2 separate regions of the Homo sapiens genome follow, and region 2 is linked to region 1. A link is a loop called in an ENCODE intact Hi-C map of the cell type or tissue named here. Cell type or tissue: adrenal gland. All regions are shown on one strand. Each heading gives the region's core, and the rest is flanking DNA. Links, peaks and the distances in the headings are about the cores only.

Region 1 (11,955 bases), core at 3,218-5,717:
TAGTTGAAGAAGGCCTGCTGATGATTCCTTTGACCAAGCACATAATGTTAAGCCTTGTGAATTCTGAGCATAATGAAAAGGCTCTAAGAGTACATGTGTAAGAGAAACAAAATATGAAAGATGGATTATTCAGCTTTAACATGTTAACCAAATGCTACTAGCACAAATGCTAAGGCAATCTACCCAGGTAGACAAGATTCATTGTCTAAGAGAGTCCATCAGCAGGTACAACAGAAAGACATTTCTAGGGAATGTCAAGACTCCCCAGTTTGGGAAATACTTGGGCTCCCTCCCAGTTTAACATAGTAGTCCCTGTTAATTACAAGGTATAAAAATTAACTGGAGCTCTTTCCTTTTGTCTCACTGCACTCCTGAGAGCAAGATGGGTCACCAGCAGCTCTACTGGAGCCACTCGCAAAAATTCAGCCAGGGTTCTCTCTCTTGTTGCGTATGCTCAGACCAGCAAGATCTGATCCAAATTACGGCCTCAATATGCCCCACCAGTGTTTCTGTCAGTAAGCGAAGAAAATGGGTTTCATTAAATTGGGCTGCATTAAGTTGGACGAAGTGATCTTCCTTGAATGGATTATCCAAGGCATCCACCCCAATGAAAGAAACCATGATAGCTCTTTTTTAATACATAATAAAAATAAAATTTTTAAAACCCTTCAAAAAAAAAAAGACTAACAGCACTGAAGAGTAAGACTGGTTGACATGTCAGGGGTGGGTATCAGAATATCATTGTTAAGATGGCCACACCAAGTGAAAGAAAAAGAAGGTACAAGTGGAGTCAAAATATATTCATCCACTGAATTTTTTTTTTTTTTTTTTGAGACGGCATTTCGCTCTTGTTGCCCAGAGTGGAGTGCAATGGCACAATCTCGGCTCACCGCAAACTCTGCCTCCCAGGTTCAAGCAATTCTCCTGCCTCAGCCACCCAAGTAGCTGGGATTACAGGCGTGCGCCACCACGCCCCACTAATTTTGTATTTTTTGTAGAGATGGGGTTTCTCCATGTTGGTCAGGCTGGTCTCCAACTCCTGACCTCAGGTGATCCGCCTGCCTTGGCCTCCCAAAGTGCTGGGATTATAGGTATGAGCCACTGCACCTGGCCTCACCCACTGATTTTTTTTTTTTGCCTGGTTCTCTGGAATTATCTCCTATAGGCTGTCAATCTATGATGGATACTGATATATCCTAGTGCTAAAAGAGTGCAAGCAAAGTGGGTAAGCTCTGTGGAACTGTCCTCCAAATTTCCCTTCCCCCAGGGCAAAGCTTCTACCTCTGTCCCTCATAATCCAGTACAGAGGCTACAGTTCAACCAATCGACTTTAATTTTTTTGCCCTATTTCATCAACCAGTTTATCTATCCCACAGCAGTTTACAGAGAAAACAGATTTCACAATACAAGAATAAAACACTCTCAAGTCAAAGACTTGACCTTAGGCTTTTAGTAATGAAATTTTCAATGTTATTCAGGAAAGAAAAAAATCTAAAGGTATAAAAATTACTGTCAAAATAAGTAACTTTTTTTTTTCTTTGGAGACGGAGTCTTGCTCTGTCGCCCAGGCTGGAGGGCAGTGGTGCGATCTTGGCTCACTGCAAGCTCCACCTCCCGGGTTCATGCCATTCTCCTGCCTCAGACTCCCGAGTAGCTGGGACTACAGGCGCCCACCACCACACCCGGCTAATTTTTCATATTTTTAGTAGAGACAGGGTTTCACCGTGTTAGCCAGGATGGTCTCGATCTCCTGATCTCGTGATCCGCCTGCCTCGGCCTCCCAAAGTGCTGGGATTACAGACATGAGCCACCGTGCCCAGCCCAAAATGAGTAACATTTTCAAATACATAACTCATTTGGGTGGGAAGATGTGTCTAGTGTTTCCTAGTATTTGTTTTTTAAATTTCCTTTTTTTCATTTTTTTTTTCTTTTCAAAGAGACAGGATCTCACTGTCACACAGGCTGGAGTGCCTGAACTCCCTGGGCTCAAGTGATCCTCCCTTGAGTAGGACTACAGGCATATGCCACCATGCCCAGCTAATTTTTTTCCTTTTTATTGTAGATACAGTGTCTCACTATATTGCCCAGGCTGGTCTCAAACTCCTGGCCTCAAGCAACCCTCCTGACCCAGCCTCCTGAGTATCTGGGATTAGAGGCAGGAGCCAATGTACCCAGCTTTATTTTCTAGTATTTTGCTCCATATCCATTATCTTTTTTTTTTTTTTTTGAGACAGAGCCTTGCTCTGTCGCCCAGGCTGGAGTGCAGTTGTGCGATCTCAGCTCACTGCAACCTCTGCCCTGCTTCCCGGGTTAGAGCAATTCTCATGCCTCAGCCTCTCGAGCAGCTGGAATTACAGTAACGCGCCACGACGCCCGGCTGATTTTTGTATTTTTAGTAGACACGGGGTTTCATCATGTTGCCCAGGTTAGTCTCGAACTCCTGGCCTCAACTGATCCGCCCACCTCGGCCTCCAAAAGTGCTGGGATTACAGGCATAAGCCACCACGCCTGGCCCAATATCCATCATCTTTTTTTTTTTTTGAGACAGAGTCTCCCTCTGTCACCCAGGCTGGAATGCAGTGGCGGGATCTCGGCTCACTGCAACCTCTGCCCCCGATTCAAGCGATTTTCCTGCCTCTCCTGAGTAGCTGGGATTACAGGCACGTGCCACCACACCTGGCTAATTTTTGTATTTTTAGTAGAGACAGGGTTTCACCATGTTGGCTGGTCTCAAACGCCTGACCTCGTGATCCACCTGCCTCAGCCTCCCAAAGTGCTGGGAGTACAGGCGTGAGCCACCACGCCCAGTCCACATTATCTTAATTGTATACTATGGGTATAATTTTACAGGCAAAAAAAAAAAAAAAATTTTTTTCATGAGACTTCTTTCCCTCACTTCCCTCCGAAGACCTCAGTTTGGCCCAAAAATGAGGGCTCTCTGCCGGGCGCAGTGGCTCACGCCTGTAATCCCAGCACTTTGGGAGGCCTTTTTTTTTTTTTGAGACAGGGTCTCAACTCTGTCACCCAAAATGGAGTGCAGTGGCACAATCTCGGCTCACTGCAACCTACGTCTCCTGGGCTCAAGTGATCCTCCTACCTCAGCCCTCCAAGTAGCTGGGACCACAGGCACAGCGCCACCATGCCTGGCTAATTTCTGTATATTTTGTAGAGACATGATCTCACCATGTTGTCCAGGCTGCTCTCGAACTCCTGGGGGCTCAAACTATCCACCCTCCTCAGCCTCCCAAAGTGCTGCGATTACAGGTGTGAGCCACTGCGTCCAGCCAAAAAATGAAAAACTTTTTAATGTAAGTATACAAGTGGCCCAGGAACGGTGGCTCATGCCTATAATCCCAGCACTTTGGGAGGCCGAGGCAGGTGGATCACCTGAGGTTAGGAGTTCGAGACTAGCCTGGCCAACATGGTGAAACCTTGTTTCTACTAAAAATACAAAATTAGCCGGGCGTGGTGGTGCACACTTGTAGTCCCAGCTACTGGGGAGACTGAGGCAGGAGAATCACTTGAACCCAGGAGGCGGAGGTTGCAGTGAGCTGAGATCGCGTCACTGCACTCCAGCCTGGACTACAGAGCAAGACTTTATTTCAAAAAAAAAAAAAAAAAAAAAAAAAAAGGAGTTTGAGACCAGCCTGAGCATGGCAAAACTCCACCTCTACAAAAAATACAAAGATGAGCTAGGTGTTGTGACGTGTGCCTGTGGTCCCAGGATAGGGAGGCTAAGGCAGAAGAATCGCTTGAGCCGAGGAGGCAGAGGTTGCAGTGAGCCTAGATGGTGCCCATTGCACTCCAGCCTCGGCAACAGGAGTGAAACCCTGTCTCAATAAATAAAAAGAAAAAAGTGTAAAAGCAATTGCTCTTAAATGGGAGTAATTACGAGAGAAATAAAGTACCTGGCATGACAAAGAGTTCCCCTCCCTCCAATGCTACTGGCATCACAGCCTGTGATATTCTTTACTTCGCTAGTTCACTAGTGAAAGCATCCTGCCAATTCGATCTCAAACTTTGTTCCATTATGCCAAAGGGCCACTAAAAAAAAAAAAAAAAAAAAAAAGGCCCAGTGGTAGGGTAGAATGAGCTGGCAATAGGATCACTTTATATTGAGTCATTCTGTCTCTACAGAGATAATTTTCCATCCACATTACCACTTAGAACACATATGTAATAAAAAACAGAACTGAAGAAAAATGGACTTTACCATTACTGCTTTTGGGAGTTGGGGGCAAGTACTCCTGCAATTATAGGAGAATGGTCAACATTTGTATTCATCTCATTATTAAGTTTACAGTCTCTAAATTTCAAGCAAAATTATGGCAAAACAATTCTTTGGCCCTGTAATGTGCCACTTGGTTGCACAGTTTTGTCTGGTTTATCTTGCCTAGGGAAGCAGAAACAGATCTAGAACGTGGACACTGGAATCAAAGACTGATTTCAAAAACCAGGTATTACCTGGTAACAAAGCCTCAGTTTCTCACTTTTCAAAAAAGGGTATTTATCTCCTTCATAGGATTGCTGTAAGGATTATATATAGGAAATACAATAGCCCAATGCCTAGAACATATAAATATTTCCGTTATCATCAGTGGTTCTCAACCTCTTTTTCACTCTGACCCACATGACAGATCAGGCACCCTCTTACACCTCCTATCCGTAACAGTGGCTAATAAGGGCAGAGATTCTCCACCTAGAGATGTGCCCCTTTGCTCTTCAATTATGCTACCCTTAGCACAGCTGCCTATCAAGTGGCCTCTACCTGTTGCCATGTGTTTCCCAGCAGGATGACTGAGCTGTAAGACCCACTCCTTTACCTGAGCGCAAAACTGAAGAACCTCTCGTCTTCCCTCATTCAATCAACACGAAAGTTTCATAATACCTCCTGGAAAAGGGGCATGAAAAACACAAGTCTCTGATCTAGAATAGTTCAGTCCAGAAGGTGAGAACAACACTAAAACCAGTACAATACACTATAATGACTACAGAAAAGTAACCTGTGGGTGGTCCACAACTGCAATATACCAACTACCCTGAGTTCCCCAACGTTGTTCATTATTTCATGCGTCCAGCCCAAAGAATTGTGTTGTAATGATGAATGCCAATTCCAAGGTCACTGGTTTAGGCCACCTGAGTGGGAAACAGGTTTTGCCATTTACTATTATTAACTCAAGTTTGCTAACTGACCTGGATAAAACTGCTCAGTAAGTCAGATGTGATTCCTTATGATAGGGCTCAGTGTAAGACAGAGGCCTGAGTAAGCCTTCAATAAACGCTTCTTAACTTGCACAGCAATAATCAGATCTTAGAGCTCTGCCAAGGACTGACCTAGAGTTTGATTTGCTCACCTAGCAAAGAACCTGCCAGGCACCTTGACTCTCCTTTCAGCTTCCACCCATCAGTCTATCATTAGGAAACACAACAAAAGATCTTATAGATCTTTATTACAGATTTTAAAAAACCAATGTTTATGATTTTTGAATAACATTTAGCCAAATAGTACAGAGATTACAGGGTTTGTTTTTGCCCCACTACACAGATGCCACCCAAATCAAATACCTCCTACCTTGATTTCCTGCTACAGGTAGAGCTGCCTACAGTATACACCCAGATATTCTGCTTCTACCTCAAACTCAACAGGTGTCCTATCAAATGTAATCACTGTGTCCCAAACCAGAGGCACTCTGTACTTTTCCTCCATTACTTCATCTTTCCAGGATATAAGATTTCTAATTCAATCACCAAATTCTGTGCATATCTTCATCCCAAAGAAAGAGAAAATCTTTCTTTTTTCTTTTTTTGGAGACAGAGTTTCGCTCTTGTCACTCAGGCTGGAGTGCAATGGTGTGATCTCTGCTCACTGCAACCTCCACCTCCCGGGTTCAAGCGATTCTCCTGCCTCAGCCTCCCGAGGAGCTGGGATTACAGGTGTGCACCACCATGCCAGGCTAATTTTTTTGTATTATTAGTAGAGACGGGGTTTCACCATGTTGGCCAGGCTGGTCTTGAACTCCTGACCTCAGGTGATCCACCTGCCTTGACCTCCCAAAGTGTTGAGATTGCAGGGGTGAGCCTTCTTTCAGCCTTACAGCTGAAAACCTTCCTTTTCTTTTCTTTTTTTTTTTTTTTTTTTTTTTTTTTTTTTTTTTGAGACAGGGTCCCACTCTGTTGCCCAGGCTGAAGTGCAGTGGCATGATCTCTGTTCACTGCAACTTCTGCCACCCACGCTCAAGCAATCCTTCCACCTCAGGCTCCCAAGCAGCTGGAAACACAGGCATGTGCCCCCACGCCCAGCTAATTTTTTACTTTATTTTTTGAGATGGAGTTTCACCCATTGCCTAGGCTGGAGTGCAATGGCAAGATCTCAGCTCACTGCAAACTCCCTGTCCCAGGTTCAAGTGACTCTCCTGCCTCAGCCTTCCAAGTAGCTGGGATTACAAGCATGCGCCACCACGCCTGGCTAATTTCTGCATTTTTAGTAGAGACAGGGTTTCACCATGTTGGTCAGGCTGGTCTCAAACTCCTTACCTCAGGTGATCCACCCACCTCGGCCTCCCAAAGTGCTGGGATTACAGGCATGAGCCACTGCACCCAGCCTGTCTTTGTTTCGACTATAGTAAAGAACTGGTCAGATGCAGTAGCTCACACTTGCAATCCCAGCACTCTGGGAGTCCAAGGCAGGTGGATCACTGTGAGCCTGGGCTCAAAGTAGAGCCTGGCCAACATGGCAAAACCCCGTCTCTACAAAAAATACAAAAGTAGCCGGGTGTAGTGTTGCAAACCTGTAGTCCCAGCTACTCAGGAGACTGAGGTGGGAGGATCGCTTGAACCAGGGAGACCGTGGTTGCAGTGAGCCAATATCATCATATCACCACACTCCAGCCTGGATGACAGAGCCAGACCTTGTCTCAAAAAAAAAAAAAAAAAGAAAAAGAAAAAAAAAAAAGGGCTGGGCATGGTGGCTCACACCCGTAATCCCAGCACTTTGGGAGGCTGAGGCAGGTGGATCACATGAGGTCAGGAGTTCAAGACCAGCCCGGCCAACATGGTGAAACCCTCTCTCTGCTAAAAATACAAAAATTAGCCAGGTATGGAGGTGGGTGCCTGTAATCCCAGCTACTCGGGAAGGTAAGGCAGGAGAATTGCTTAAACCTGGGAGGGGGAGGTTGCAGTGAGCCGAGATTGTGCCACTGCACTCCAGCCTGGGCGACAGAGCGAGACTCCATCTCAAAAAAAAAAAAAAAAAAAAAAACAACTATGGTTCACTTTTGGGGGGATCAGAGGAAGTATAATAAAATCAGACTTGCAGGTATGTTTGTACCTGATTTTTTCTGAAGTAAAACAGAAGCACTAGAAGCCTAATGAAAAATGTCAGTTCTCGCTAATCAGTACTGACGGGTGACACAAAATGAACCTTTCCAAATTCAACCTATACCCAATTTCAAAGAATACCCTGATCAAAACAGTCTAATCTTTTGGTTGGTCATTATCAAGAAATCAGGAAACATGGATAAGGCTAACCTCTCTTCTCAGTAAAATATGCTATGATTCCCACTATGGTTTTAGATTAATAAGACTGAACATGTTAAAATTAAAAATTAAACAATAACAAGAGGACAAAGGTGGTTAAAACCTAAAAGCCACAACCACTTCTCTCTGACACAATATATCAGTCCCATTTCAAATAAATTTCACTTGAGCAGCTGATGTTATCAACTTCCCCCTACTTTCAACTACAACATCTTAAAATCAAGTCACCCACACCCAAGAGAAAAGATTCAAAAATATGTATCTATCCTATAAACAACCCTAGCAGTTCTTATGTCAACAGTAAAAAAAAGAATCCTTTGTTCCAAAAAAAGTGTTCTTAAAAATGCGTTGTAGGCCGGGCGCAGTGGCTCACGCCTGTAATCCCAGCACTTTGGGAGGCCGAGATGGGTGGATCACGAGGTCAGGAGATAGAGACCATCCTGGCTAACACAGTGAAACCCCGTCTCTACCAAAAAAAATACAAAAAATTAGCCAGGCATGGTGCGGGCACCTGTAGTCCCAGCTACTCGGGAGGCTGAGGCAGGAGAATGGCATGAACCTGGGAGGCGGAGCTTGCAGTGAGCAGAGATCGCGCCAGTGCACTCCAGCCTGGGCAAAAGAGTGAGACTCCGTCTTAAAAAAAAAAAAAAATGCATTCTATAGGCCGGGCGTGGGTGGCTCACAACTGTAATCCCAGCACTTTGGGAGGCCGAAGCGGGCAGATCACTTGAGGTCAGGAGTTCGAGGCCAGCCTGGACAACATGGTGAAACCCTGTTTCTACTGAAAATACATAATCAGCCAGGCGTGGTGGTGCACACCTGTAGTCCCAGCTACTCAGGAGGCTGAGGCAGGAGAACTGCTTGAACCTGGGAGGCAGCAGCTGCAGTGAGCCGAGATCAAGCCGAGATCAGGCGACTACACTCCAGCCTGGGTGACAGAGCAAGACTCTGTCTCAAATGAATGAATGAATGAATGAATTGGCTATTTACTATTTAGCACCAGAATGATAAATGACCCAGTAACAGTATTACAATGATCAACCTTTATAACAAGTAACTGTTTGTACCAAATGAAATCAGCAATTTAAGTTTTTAAAGACATTCATTGAAAGCAGATATCCTAAGTGGACAGTGATTATAAAGGAATGTCAAAGCTAAAATAGTGAACTTTTTTTTACCTGATGTTCTGCATGAATGTTATCCCCAGTAGGCCATCGATGTTTGCTATTATTATAGCCGCCTCCTCCACTTCCTCCTCCCCCAAGCTGCTCACCATGCTGCCTCTGAAAGAAGTAGTCCACCATAGCGTCGTCCTGGGAACGGCCTGCAACTCCTATAGATCCTGGGACAGGGCTGGAGTGAGTCCCAGCTGCAAGAGCCTGATTTGCAGCTGGTTGTGGCTGCGCTTGCGACCCTGTTCCAGATGTCAAAACAACAGGCATGTTGGGATTAGCTGGTTCTTGAGGGTGATGTTTCAGGTGGGGGCTGAAAGAGTCCTGCCAAAGCACTGCTTTTCTCTTCAAGACACATGCAACGCTCATTCCACCAACACCTAAGGACAAACAGGTTACAAATATTTAATATTTCCATCTTTTGAAACATAAAACACACTAAGATAAAAACATGAACCCCATGTCTTTTACAATAAATAAATGTCGTTGGTGGCATGCACTCTGGCAAGGTATTGGGATCAGAACTCAATACTACCACTTCAGAGAAGTTTATGTTGTTAACCAACACATAGCAATACAGAATTAGACTTCTATCAGTCTACCCAACTTACTTATACCTCAAACCAACTGACAGTTTTTAAATGAACAAAAGCTTTTTTTTTTTTGAGACAAGAGTTTTGCCCCTGTTGCCCAGGCTAGGGTGCAATGACGCGATCTCGGCTCACTACAGCCTCCGCCTCCTAGACTCAAGCGACTCTCCTGCCTCAGCCTCCTGAGTAGCTGGTACTACAGGCGCCCACCACCACGGGTGGCTAATTTTTTGTATTTTTAGTAAAGACGGGGTTTCACCATGTTGGCCAGGCTGGTCTCGAACTCCCGACCTCAGGTGATCTACCCACCTCGGCCTCCGGAAGTGCTGGGATTACAGGCGTGAGCCACCGCGCCCAGCCCCAAAAGCCTTTTTAAAACTATCACAACTTCGGCCGGGTGTGGTGGCTCATGCCTGTAATCCCAGCACTTTGGGAGGCCAAAGTGGGTGGATCACCTGACGTCAGGAGTTCAAGACCAGCCTGGCCAACATGGTGAAACCCCATCTCTACTAAAAATATAAAAATTAGCCAGGTATGGTGCTGGGCACCTGTAATCCCAGCTACTCGGGAGGCTGAGGCAGGAGAATGGCTTGAATCCAGAAGGCAAAGGTTGCAGTGAGCCGAGATCATGCCACTGTACTCCAACCTGGGTGACAGAGCGAGACTCTCTCTCAAAAAATCAATCAATCAATCAATCACAACTTTACAGCTGGAGCAGACATATGCTAATAACTAAACAAAAGCCTAAACCCATATATAAGTAGCAATGGCTCAGATTGTGTAATTTGAAAGGATCCCTTAAAGTGTCCAACATATTGGCCAGGCGAGGTGGCTCACGCCTATAATCCCAACACTTCGGAGGCCAAGGCAGGTGTATCACTTGAGGTCAGGAGTTCGAGACCAGCCTGGCCAACATTATGAAACCCCATCTCTACTGGAAATACAAAAATTAACTGGGTGTGGTGGTACACACTTTTAATCCCAACTACTTGGGAAGCTGAGGCAGGAGAATCGTTTGAACCCGGGAGGCAGAGGTTGCAGTGAGCCAAGATCGCACCACTGCACTCCAGCCTGGGCGACAAATCGAGACTCTGTTTCAGTAAAAAAAAAAAAAATAATAAATAAATAAATAAATAAAACCTCCAATATATTGATAGGATATTTCTTAAAGAAACAATAAAACCCTCTGACCAAGAACAGCAGCAGAATGCTTTTAGCCTAAGCCCTCTCCTCAGTTGTCACTGATTTTTAAAAGCATTAATATTTTTACCAGTAACTTACAACTATTAACTGTAATCACATTATGCCATTAGTACTTCAACTACTATAAACAGGATGAGACCAAACCAAATTTAAACACTTCATATTAGTGTAGAAAGCCTCACTACAGGCTGGGCACAGTGGCTCACTCCTGTCATCCCAGCACCTTCGGAGACTTAGGCAGGGAGAATCGCTTGAGCCAGGAGCTGAAGACCAGCCTAGGCAACACAGTGAGACCCCCATCTCTATTATTTTATTAAAAAATAAGGCTCTAAGAAGGCCAATGGAGGTTGGGCACGGTGGCTCATGCCTGTAATCCCAGCACTTTGGGAGGCCGAGGCGGGTGGATCATGAGGTCAGGAGATCAAGACCATCCTGGCTAACATGGTGAAACCCCGACTCTACTGAAAACACAGAAATTAGCCAGGCTTGGTGGCACGCGCCTGTAATCCCAGCTACTTGGGAGGCTGAGGCAGGAGAATCACTTGAACCAGGGAGGCAGAGGTCGCACCACTGTGCTCCAGCCGGGCGACAGAGCGAGACTCTGTCTCAAAATAAATAAATAAATAAAATAATTTTTTTAAATTATAAAAAAAAAAGAAAGCCTCACTATACAAACCAGAAGCCTCAGTTGGGTGTGGTGGCTCATACCTACAATCCCAGCACTTTGGGAGGCTGAGGTGGGCAGACAGCTTGAGCCCAGGAGTTCAAGACCAGCCTGGGCAACATAGCAAGACCTATCTCTACTAAAAATAATTAGCCAGGCATGGTGGCATGTGCCTATAGTCCCAGCTACTAGGGAGGCTGAGGTGGGAGGATCATTTGAGCCCAGGAGCGGGAGGCTGCACACCCGCTTGGGCGACAGAGTGAGTTCCTGTCTCAAAAACAAACAAACAAACAGAAGCTTCAACACGGTAATAGTGTAATGAATATATCGCAGACATTGTCTCATCACAAAAGCATTGAAAGGTAGCCATTATTATTTCTATTTTACAAATGAAAACACTAAGGTACAGGAGGAAAATGGGATGTTTCCAAGGCCATTCAACTAGCAAGTAGCAGAGAAAGGATTCAAACCCTAATCGTTCCCAAGCTTACTTCTTTCTACTAACCCCTTGCAGGAGTAACTCAACAATATGTCTCATTTGTATCCTCTACTCCTCTGGAAGACCAACAAAGAATCCCTCAAATGTTACTATGAAACACTAAAGTTCCTTAAAACCAAAAACTGCATCTGTACTTAAGATAGAACACTTGCCAGCCTGTGGGTGCTTTTAAAAAATGCTACAAAGTGTCCGGACACGGTGGCTTACGCCTGTAATCCCAGCACTTTGGGAGGCGGAGGCAGGCGCATCTCCAGGTCAGAATTCCAGACCAGCCTGGCCAATATACTGAAA
Region 2 (11,955 bases), core at 5,861-8,360, 89 kb before region 1:
GAGTTACAGATCTAGTTGTTAAGAAAATTCATATTTATTAACTATGATTAATAATACTGTTAAATTGAGACATGTAACACATAAGTCAAACAAAATAAATACTTGCAACATCTGCCTTGTTCAGGGTCACAACATATTTTATATGTACACATTCATGGGTATATATGCATGTATGGGGAAGATGGGAGAGGAAGATTGAGAGAGAGATTTCACTTATTAAAATAGTACATTTTATGCTAACAAATTTGGCATTTTAGATGAAATGGACAAATTCCTAGAAGGTCACAAATTATCAAAACTGACTCAAGAAGAAATAAAAATCTGAACCTATAAGACCTATAAGATGTAAAGAAATGGGTTAAGTAAAAATCTTACTACAAATAAATGCCCAGGCTAAGACTGGCTTACCTGGTCAAGTTTATCAAATGTTTAAAGAAATAATGCTAGTACTCCACAAACTCTTCCAGAAAACAGAGAGGGATGGTACACTTCGAATTTCATGCTATGAGGTCAGTATCACCCTGACACCAAGCCACAACACACACCTCACGAGAAAGAAAAACACACATCCTTCATTAATACAGATTCAAAAATCCTCAACAAAAATACAAACACACCAAATCGAACATGACCAAAGTAAGATGTATATCTGGAATGCAGTTGGATTAATATCTGAAAATCAATTAATGTAACATACCACATTCACAGAATACAAGATAAAAGCCACATGATGGTCAGTTAAGATGTATATCTGGAATGCAGGATTGGATTAATATCTGAAAATCAATTAATGTAACATACCACATTCACGGAATACAGGATAAAAGCCACATGATCGTCAATTAATGCAGAAAAAATGGCCGGGCGAGATGGCTCACACCTGTAATCCCAACACTTTGGGAGGCCAAGGCAGGCAGATCATGAGGTCAGGAGATCGAGACCATCCTGGCTGACACTGTGAAACCCCATCTCTACAAAAAATACAAAAAATTAGCCGGGCGTGGTGGTGGGCGCCTATAGTCCCAGCTACTTGGGAAGCTGAGGCAGGAGAATGGTGTGAACCCAGGGGGCAGAGGTTGCAGTGAGCCGAGATTGCACCATTGCACTCCACCCTGGGAGACAGACCAAGACTCCAGCTCAAAAAAAAAAAAAAGGGCATAAAAAACACTTGACAAAAACTAAAACCCATTTGCAACAAAAACTCTCAATAAACTTAGGCTAGAAGGAAACTTTCTCAACCTAATAAAGGGCATCTACTAAAAACCAACTGTGATTATGCTTAATGGTAAAAGACAAACACTTTACCTCCACCCCCTGCCAAGATCAGGAACAAGGGAAAGATGTGTGCTCTTATTTCTTCCATTTAACACAGTCCAGGTTGAGTACCCTTTATCCAAAGTACTTGGGACCAGAAGTGTTTCAGATTTCAAAGTCTTTCAGATTTTGGAATACGTGAATTATATCTACCAGCTGAGCATCCTAATATGAAAATCAAAAATTCTAAATGCTCCAATGAGCATTTCCTTTGAGCTTTGTTAACTTTCAACAAAGACTTTGTTGATGCTCAAAAATGTTTTGGGTTTTGCAGCATTTCAGATTTTTGACTTGGGATTCTCAATCTGTCCTGGAGGTTCTACACAGTGCAATCAGACAAGAAAAAGAAAAGTCATCCAGATTGGGAAATGGCTTTTATTCTTAAGATGATATGATCTTATATGTAGAAAATCCTACAGAATCCACCCAAAAACCATTAGAACTACTAATAAACAACTACAGCGAGGCCACAGTATATAAGATCAATATACAAAAACCAATTGTATTTCCATAAGCAAGCAATAGTCTATCAAAAGATAAAACCGGAACATAATTCTATTTGTAATAGCATCAAAAATATATCCAGTTAGGAATAAATTTAACAGAAGCAGTGCAAGACCTGCACACCAAAATTACAAAGGAAAATGGTGCTAGGACAACTAGAAATGCATGTGCAAAAAGATGAACCCTGACCTGACACCCAAAATTAACTCAAAATGGATCACAGACTTATATTTAAGAGATAAAACAATAAATTTTTTTAGAGCAAAACATGAGAAAATATTCCCCCAAGAGTTTGAGTTAGGCAAAGATTTCTTCGATACTATTCCAAAACCAAGATAAACTGGACCTCATCAAAATAAAAAACTAGTGCATTTTAAAAGACAACATTTTAAAAATGAAAAAAAAAAGGGACCAGCCTGGCCAACATGGTAAAACACCATCTCTACTAAAAATAAAAAATTAGCTGGGCATGGTGGCACGTGCCTGTAATCCCAGCTACTTGGGAGGCTGAGGCAGGAGAATCACTTGAACCGGGAGGCAGAAGTTGGAGTGGGCCGAGATCACGCCACTGCATTCCAACCAGGGCCACAGAGTGAAACTCTATCTCAAAAAAATAAATAAAATAAAATAAAGAAAAAAAGGAGCCAGGAATAGTAGCTCACATCTGTAATCCTAGTGCTTTGAGAGGCCAAGGCAAGAGGATCACTGGAGGCCCGGAGTTCGAGACCACCCTGACCAACATAGCAAGACTTAGTTTCTACAAAAAAAAAAAAAAAAAAATTATTTTAATTAGCTGGGTGTGGTGGTGTGTGCTTACAGTACCAGCTACTTGGGAAGCTGGGGTGGAAAGATCCTTTGAGCCCAGGAGTTTGAGGTTACAGTGAGCTATGATAGCACCACTGCATTCCAGTCTGGGCAACAGAGCAAGACCCTGTCCCAAACAATAAAAACGGGGGGGAATAGAACTCAAAAAGGTTTGTTTTTAGTCTGAACTTTAAACAATCAGTAATGAAAAACCATGCCACTCAATAAGTGATTTTTAAAAAAATAATAGGAAAAATTACTAAACAGGTCACTGATTTTGTTAAAAGATACTAACACATATCTGCCTCCTGGGACAAAGTGTAAAAAAGACAAGATGGGGAAAAGATCCACACGAGATATAGGCTGATGTGCGCATTCAAACACTAGTTTTGTGGTCGATATCATTAGCAATATTAATTAAGCCACGCTGAATTTTAAGGGGTGAAGGGTTCTTTTGAGTATTCAACACAATGAATATAAAATGCTTAGTATGGCTGCTCATCACTGCTGATGGCTGGTGGCAGCAGTGAAGTAGTATTAACAACAGAAGCTATATTAGGTGTGGGCCAGAAAGAAATGTTATGTTTCTTATACTAAAATGTCTTTAAGGCCTTTGTATGGAGATTGTTAGAAACCAAGTAGCACACCTCTACTTTCTCGAGGAAACAGACTGAGCTGAGGCAAAGCTGTACTGAGACAAAGAGTTCCTCAGGAATGGCATGTACGAAACATGCACTACACACAACAGAAGTCCAGTGCAAATGTACACTAAAAAACTGCTTGAACAAGGTGAATGTTTCCAAAGAGAAGTTATGTTAAACATAAAACTAGGCAGGCAACAAGTCATTTGACAAGAAATAACTCACACTAATAGTTATTTCCTTCTTCACAGGGAAAACAAAAATTAAGAGGTAGTATTACATTAAATTGCTGATGCTTTAGAAAGAGGAAAGGTATCATGCATGAAAGTAGTATTTCTGGCTCCATTTCCACGCACCAAGGAACCACAGCTTTTTATTTTATTTTATCTTATTTTGTTTTGAGACAGGGTCTTACTCTGTTGCTCAGGCTGGAGCGCAGTGGCACGATCTCAGCTCACTGCAGCCTGTCTCCCAGGTTCAAGCAATTCTCCCACCTCAGCCTCCCAAGCAGCTGGGACTACAGGCACACGCCACCATGCCTGGCTAATTTTTGTATTTTTTGGTAGAGGCGGGGCTTCACTATGTTGGCCAGACTGGTCTTGAACTCCTGACCTCAAGTGATCTGCCCACCTCGGCCTCCCAAAGTGCTGGGATTACAGATGTGAGCCATCATGCCTGGCCCATCTATTTTTATAAATAAGGTTTTATTAGAAGATAGCTACGTATTCACTCATTTACATTTTGTCTGTGGTTGCTTTCACACTTCAACAGCAGAGTTAAATATTCACTACAGACACCATCTGGCCTATAAAACCTAAAACATTTACTATCTGGCTCTTTATGAAAAAAAAACTTAGCAGGTTCAGTTTATTTAGTATGTAGTATGGGATGACATAGTTCACATGTTTTTAAACCAAGAAATTAAAAGATACATATTTCTGGATTTGGTAATGGACTGGTTCAAGATATCCTGAGTACATCATGTAACAGGATATACACTGAAACTGCATGCTTTGGAGTCGAAAAGGCTTGATTCTAAATCTGTTCAAATCTGAGATGACACAGGCTAGGCAAGATATTTAAGTCCTGAGACACGAAATAATACCTATACCTTCCAGTGTTGTATGTACAGGACCCAAAACCATTAACACCAGCAGGTAAATGCCAGGTCAGTGAACATTACTTCCTTCCTTCTAGCCACGTATCAAACTGGGAGTTTGACAGCTCTCTCCAGATTCTGCATTAACCCCCAGTGTTTAAAGCCAGGCATTGTGTCACTAGGAAACACTGTTGTGCAATGTACCCCATCCCCCTGTCTACCTATTATGGACCTACTAATCAGGAATGTCACAGTAACTTTTATAAAGTGATGTTCATATATAACCTGAGAAAATGAGTTCTACAACTAAAGTTCTTACTGTATAAAACTTCAGGATACGCACACACATGCCAATGTGTATATATAAACATAGTTTTGACTTGAAACTCGCCTCTTTCAAACTCAAAGCTATCACTCCTAGGTCTAGAATAATAAGTCTATTACCCTACCCACTTCAGACTTCTCTTGAATCTTATAAATCACTTTCTAGTCTGCCTATCCAAACGAAGGCATCCTGTTTGTTTTTAGTCAAGTTCTCACTTCTGAGTCCATGAAGCCACTTTTAATCTTGCTGGTTAAGAACAGAATCTTCTTGGTAAAGTGGCCACATGTGCTGATTTGCCCAGGACAGTCCTGATTTAGGCCTATCATCACCAAGTAATTATTCATAGCACCCCCTTCCACTCACAAAAGTGTTCTGGTTTGCATGATACATTATATGGTGACTCTACATCTAGCATTCAATTTTCCCCATCTAGCAAATAAATCAGTACTTTAAACTTAATACATAACTGCGGGAGAGGAGTATGCACCATGCTTGAGATAAGAAAACATCTCCCATGTCCTGAAAGATTTAGAGATTTGCCACCAAAAAAAAGGTAATATAATTTTCTTTTCATTCTTATAGCCTGCTGCTTGGGATCCTCTTTTTCTCTCCCTATTTTCTAGAATCTAGATGGTAATATTTTAAAATCCCATGCATAAAACAATCTAAATATTTAATAGGGAAATATACATCTCCTCATTAACATACTATATGGTTTGAGAGTTTATATTTACAAATATTTTAAAATATGGCAAAATTTTAAAAATAAAATGCTTTTTGTGAAAAAGCAAGATATTATATGTACATATAGCAGAGGGGAAATTTTGAAAGGAAATAAGGCAAAATATTAATTGTGGTGGTATTTCAGGTGGTGATACTAGGTGATTAAATTCTGTCTCTGTGTTTCCTAGCTTCACTGAAATGAACCTGTGTTTATATTGTTTACATTGAAATACTCTCACAGGTAGCCAAAGAATAAAATGTTCATACTAAAGCTAACTGAATATACAGGGAATGTACCCAAACTATAATAAAGCCAAAACTGCTATACTATCTATAGGTACAGCCTGAATAACATGAGGTATTTACGGAAGGCACAGAACACCCAGGACACTTCTAGTATAAAGGGACTGTCCTTTGCTTATGCAAAGTTCTTGTAATGTCATCGGTGGCAAGAGAGTTCTAGAGTTCAAGGTGGTGTTAGAGTAATGGTTCTTACCCAGGTTTAAGCTTGAAGAGGATCCATGTGAAGAGAGGGAAGGAGGTGGTGTCTGTGAATGTCCTGGTCCCTGACTAGGGAGAGGCATGCCCACGGGTCCAGGAGAGGAGGAAAAGCTAAGGCCGTTATAAAAACTGTGTCCAATGGGGGTCAAGCTGCTCGATGTCCTCTTATAAAGGTCACTGCTGCCAGTCAGGGAGTCACGGCGGGAGCCACTGCCAGTGTTGGAGTTTGCAACTAAAATGGAATTAAAACAATGCAGATAAGAACAGGCCTGTTCTTCGAAGAACAAGCCCAGTGACCTGTTCCTAACACTTTGATCCAGACTCCTTACCACCGCAAATTTGTCAGCAGAGACAGCCTAACTGTTAATGTAGCAGTACTAGGGGCAGATAAGTAATAAAGAGGACATGGCTCAGGTTAACATGACCATCAAACATATGCCAAATTTACCTTCCTATGGTGTCGTATATTATAGGATAAGGGAGGGTTAAAAAGCTCTGACGGCCACATGAACTATGGAAAAGGTGGAAGAAAATGGACTAGAAGAATGCCTTTCATCAATTGAAAAGGTTCAAGTAGAAAAATGGGATACAGAAAAAAGATTTGTAAATGGGGTACTGCCCCACTACACAAGACTTCTATATGAAAGCCTGTTTTCTCAGTGGGTTCAATCGAGAGTTAATGCTGCCCTCAATTCCAATTAAGATACTTTCTTTCACACATGCCCTTCTATTTAGGGATCACTTTTGTTTGTTTGTTTTTTATAATCTCTGCAATTATCCCATTATTCACCATACTACACTCCTGCTTTTTTCATCAAAACATTAAAAATATCTTGGTCTAATATCCTTCCTCCTAATTTTCCACATGTCTACCTTAAATTCTACTCAAAAGACTGAAGAAAACTTGTAACTCTTTAAGGCCTGCAGGCCAAGAACTCGGCTCAGTCTCAATTGTGGAGTATTTCAGCTCTGCTATCTTTAGTAAGTCCTCCTCCCTCAGTTTTTGATATCAATTTCTACAGTTCCCTCAATATTTTTCCCAAATACAGCAAAAATCTTCCCTAGATTTCAAATCCCTGAAAGAAACTGATTAAGTAAGTAGCCACATGAGCATGGATTGAAATAGGTCCCATCTGTATAACTTGATTTCAATAGTCTATCATCTCACAGATTATGTGGGATGGCTGGATTCCCACAAGGCTTGGTCCAGATCTGCCTGTGGTTCCATGCATTGCCAGTATTCCAGAAGGATTGTAAAAATAATTAAAATTCAGTCTTAAGAGCATATCAGTCTAATTTCTACCTGCTGTTCCAAACCCTCCAAGGGCGGATCCCAGGGTGGCGCCGAGAGAACTGCTACTTCCGAATCCCAAGGATGTGTTGGCAGGCTGGGCAGAGCCCTGGGAGAAGAGGGAGCTGCTCTGTGAATTGCTGTTCAGAGAGTTGTTGCCGTAGAAAGAACTGGATGCCAGGTTGTTATTGGGCTGCTGCTGGGGCTGGGGCTGAGGCTGCTGTGTTCCTAAAGGGCGAAATGGTCCATTTGTTGTTCCAGCAAGACCACCAGCTGCTCCATTTGCTGAAGCTGCGGCTGCTGCAACAGCTATGAAGAAGAAAGCAAACCGTTTGGCTATGAAAGGGACTGGCCACATTTCCAAACTACATTTTTATCTTTTTTCAAAAAATCTTTTAATGCTGCCTATCTTTTCAAAACAGACACAAACCATACAAATCTGTCTTTGATCCCTTCATATGAAGCTTCTATTTTCTGTTTCTACTTTCAATTTGAACTCAAAATACCACTAGAACAAGTTCACTATGCTGGTTGCTTTTAAGAGTATACAGATTAAAAGGGGTATAAACATCAAATGTATCCATTAAATACAACTACTTCCTAAAATCTTAAATTCCATAAATATCTATGTTGAGGGTTTCTTCTAGAACCATGTAATGCACATACACATCCTTCAAATTCCTATTTTAGCACACTGCTGTCTTCTAGATGTTCCTGTTATTGTTCTTAATTAAAAAATAAATAAATATAAACACTTAAAGTAAAAAACTATTACTCCTCCCAACCAAATGTATTATTTTGTCACTTCTCACTACTCTTTCCCACGTCCTCCACTCCTGCCCCTGTGGCAAAAAACAACCCCTCCTCTAAAATTATCTTAAAATAATGACTTGGATTTCTGCCAACAAAGCCATTTTGTGTGAGTAATGCAACTTCTATGTTCTCAGTGGAGCCAGACCTTCAGACCTTGCTTCTAACCAGCTGGCACATGCCACCCCTCCCCCAACCCACCAACCCCCCAACAAAAAGGAGAATCCACTAAGGTCACTTATTGCTTCTGATCTCTTTTTGAAACATTACAGGGTAGAACCGATATACTGAGAATTGCCAAAAGTTTATTTCAACATACTTTAAGAATCTCACTATCAGTCGCCACTTTTAGATCTCTGGCAGGAGTCCACTCAGATGTGCGCTCACCTGCTTGTGCAGCTGAGGAACTAATGATGACTGGGGCAGGAGCTACAAGTCGAACAGGAGCTCCAAGACCATTTCTCGCGCCTGCATTCACTACAAGGGCACCAGTTTGGTCATAGTAAGCAGCAGGAGCCAACACCGGATAACCTAGGAATATCAAGCCAACAAAGAAATGTATATGTTAAACAAACAAGTATCTCCTGGGCACCAACATATTGTCAATAATCACAAACTCAGCTTTGAGGTTGAATTGGCCAGATTTATATACTGGCTCCATCACTTAAATAGTTGAATAAACAGAGGCTACAAATGATTATAAAAATCATAGTACTTTCATACTACATAATAATTTAAGAACAAATATCCTGCAAAATAGCAGGAAAAACCTAGATAGGCTTTAAATAACATGATCTTTCAATATTATGTGAGATAGAATCTCCAAATCCCAGTTTAAGCCATATGAAAAACTGCAGGTGACTTCCTAAGAACACACAAAGGCTCAGTAACTAAAAAACAAATGAAACAGGTTAAAGTTATTTATTGAATTCATAAATGGCTCAGTTAAATTGGCTATGCTCTATGATCAGTAAAGGTCCATAAAAATACGCTGACATCTCTCAAAGACTTGTTTCACATGTAGAACATCAAAGTACATCTAATCCCATGCAAAGCACCAAACCAGCTGACAGTGAACCAAAAACAACATATATTCAAGATGTATCTATATAAACATGTATCTCAGAGGTAGACAGCTAAAAAGGACCCCTACTATTGGTTTAAGAGAAACCTTAAAAACGTAAGGGATGACCCTATCAAGGTATACCAGAAATTTCTCACTAATCATGCTGTTCAAAAACATCAACATAAAGACTAAGCCTTGTAAACTAGCTTGGCCACTCCATCTATCCCTGATTCTGAAACAGAAAACAGATAATCCACCAAGGAAAAACCACATATTCCAAGCTGCATGGACATTTAGATACCTCCAATATGACTTAAGACTGGCTCAGAACAATGCTCTCATCAGTGAACTATAGTCTAAGTGAGGGCAAGTGTGTATCATCCTTGCCAGTCCCCAAATCATGACAAGCCTAAGCAAGGTGAAAGCACTGCTCATTCCCCTCTGTAATCACCTCAAACGTGCAGCCTTTTTCCCTGCCAAAGTATTAGGAATAACAATGCAGCCGCACCTGGCATGCCTGCTGCCAGACCTTGTCCAAATGCAAGGGCAGAATTCACTGCTGCAGCTGCCACAAGGGGATCCGTTTGCTGTCCCTGCTGGTTCTGGTTTGGGGTCAAAGGACGTTGGCTGGCTCCTCCACGGAGAACCTGGGAAAGGAAGACAGAAATAACTCAACCACTTTCTTTTCATTGGAGAAGACCTACCCTATGCTCAGGTTGGGTCAACTTTTAAAACTTAATTGTAAATTGTTTCCCTATAATGGTTTTTATATGTCACAGCTGTTAGCGTATAAATTCAATTAATAACATTTCATAGAGTGGAATTTCATTCTACCATTCTTACTTTAAACACATTATCTCTATAAGCAGCAAAAAGCACACAAAAGTGATGATTCATTCATTCAAACATTTTATCTCATCTGCCTCATAAAGTTCTTGTGACAATTAAGTTAAAAGATGAATTTGGAATATCTGGCATCAGCAAGTGGTAGTGTTATCAAATATTTAATGCCTACCATGTGGCAAATGGGCAAGTGAGACAGAGCAATGAACAAGACCGACAAAGCCCCTGTCCTCATGGAGCTTTTATTTTAACGAATGAGACAGACAATAAACCATACTATATAATGTCAGTGCTCTGACAAAAAGTGGGTGAAGAAAAAAAAAGAGTGTAACAGGCCAGGCGTGGTGGCTCACGCCTGTAATCCTAGCACTTTGGGAGGCCGAGGCAGGTGGATTATCAGAGGTCAGGAGTTCGAGACCAGCCTGGCCAACATGGCAAAACCCCGTCTCTACTAAAACTACAAAAATTAGCCAGGCGTGGCAGCAGGTGCCTATAATCCCAGCTACGAGAGAGGATGAGGCAGGAGAATCACTTGAACCTGGGAGGCGGAGGTTGCAGTGAGCTGAGATCGAGACACTTCGCTCCAGCCTGGGAAAAAGAGCAAAACTCCATTTCAAAACACACACACAAAAAAAAAAAAAAAAAAAAGAAAAAAAAAGAGTATTAATGGGGGTTGGGAGGGGTTCCAGACAAGATGAACAGGGGTAATTTACCCACACATTTAAAGTCAACTGAGTCTCACATGCACACAAAAGATGGAATGAGAATATTTCCTCTTTAACACTAATATATTTATCAAGGTCCACATGGCCCCAAATGAGTTCACCAGATTCGATTTGGTAGGGCTCTCACCTGACTATTTCTATTTCCCTCTCAGAAATTCCACAAACATACGCATTAGTCAAGTTCAGTGCAGAATACCAGTTATGCCACTCTGATAAAGGATCTACTTTTTTTTTTTTGGTGGGCGGCGGGTGGCGCGGAGTGCAGGGAAGAGACAGGGCCATGCTCTGCTGCTCAGGCTGGAGTGTAGTGTGGCACAGTCTCAGCTCACTGTAACCCCTGCATCCCAGGCTGAAGAGATGCTCCCACCTCTCCTGAGTAGCTGGTACTACAGGTATGCACCACCACACCTGGCTAATTTTTCTATTTTTTGTAGAGACAGGGTCTCACCATGTTGTTCAGGCTAATCTCTAACTCCTGGGCACAAGCAATCCACCTGCCTTGGCCTGCCAAAGTGTTGGGATTACAAGTGTGAAGCCACTGAGCCCAGTCAAGGATCTACTTTTTATTAATGAAACACAGACATCAAAATGCTAGCAATCATTATTATTCTGAATGATGTGAAGAATCTATCTCACAAGATCTACACACTCCAGCAAGCAAAAATGCAAAACCCACAAACCAAGGCTAAAATTACTACAGTTCCTAACAATGTGTTTTGTCATATTGTCAAGTGTACAGTTCTTATCAGATCACTTTCAATTTCACTGTGTTATTTATAAAAGTTAGACATATGGTCAAGAAAATGGGTACAAATTATTCTTGGTACCAGTGGTAAAAAAAAAATGTAAAAAGAGAAGCAACACTAATAACCAATTAAATATTTGTTAAGTGAGTATAAGGTGACCAACACTGTCCACACTGGCAAGAAGGGATGTGTGGACACTTAATTTGCCCAATCTTTTACTTCTATATCAGTAATAAGTAAGAATTAACAAATGATCTTGCAGATTTGCTGGAAATATCTCAAATAATGTGTTTAAGCCACACTGCCTGATACCCAGGAGATCATCAATAACCAATAGCAAATCACTATTATCAAGATATTATATAATTTGTTTCTGACCTAAAGAACCTAACCAACTTTGTAAGAGAAAGTGTGTTTCAAACTACGTAGATAGAAGAGTCGGGGGGCTGTACAGGTGAGTTTTACCAAATACTTAGAATTTACATACCCAATAACTCAAAAGAGATCTCACTCTAGGATAAGTAAATAGCAAGCATTTTTGCCAAATACTTAGAATTTACATA

What was found. Peaks named below come from ENCODE experiments on the same cell type or tissue, not always from the same donor. Only the 100,000 strongest peaks of a DNase experiment are listed, where the experiment ranks them.
Region 2: it touches region 1 in a loop (2.2-fold over the local background); 26 of 110 quality-filtered maps call a loop at or near these places.

What each region holds. Positions count from the first base shown.
Region 1 is chr1:31,050,490-31,062,444 of GRCh38, forward strand. It overlaps PUM1 (pumilio RNA binding family member 1), which reads right to left. Exons shown (of 22, transcript NM_001020658.2): 2 at 8,715-9,088. The coding sequence starts at 9,077. It also overlaps the pseudogene LOC107985097. Among named protein-coding and RNA genes, the nearest start is that of PUM1, 9.2 kb to the right of the region's middle. RefSeq lists an enhancer at 5,988-6,488. In adrenal gland, for the core only: no CTCF peak of the experiment used is centred there; no DNase peak of the experiment used is centred there; H3K27ac peaks cover 1,523 bases.
Region 2 is chr1:30,958,768-30,970,722 of GRCh38, forward strand. PUM1 (pumilio RNA binding family member 1) reads right to left here. Exons shown (of 22, transcript NM_001020658.2): 11 at 9,587-9,725; 12 at 8,400-8,543; 13 at 7,215-7,511; 14 at 5,907-6,143. It overlaps SNORD103C (small nucleolar RNA, C/D box 103C), which reads right to left and starts at 9,470; the gene lies at 9,396-9,470. In adrenal gland, for the core only: no CTCF peak of the experiment used is centred there; DNase peaks (open chromatin) are centred at 6,078, 7,319 and 8,209; H3K27ac peaks cover 1,715 bases.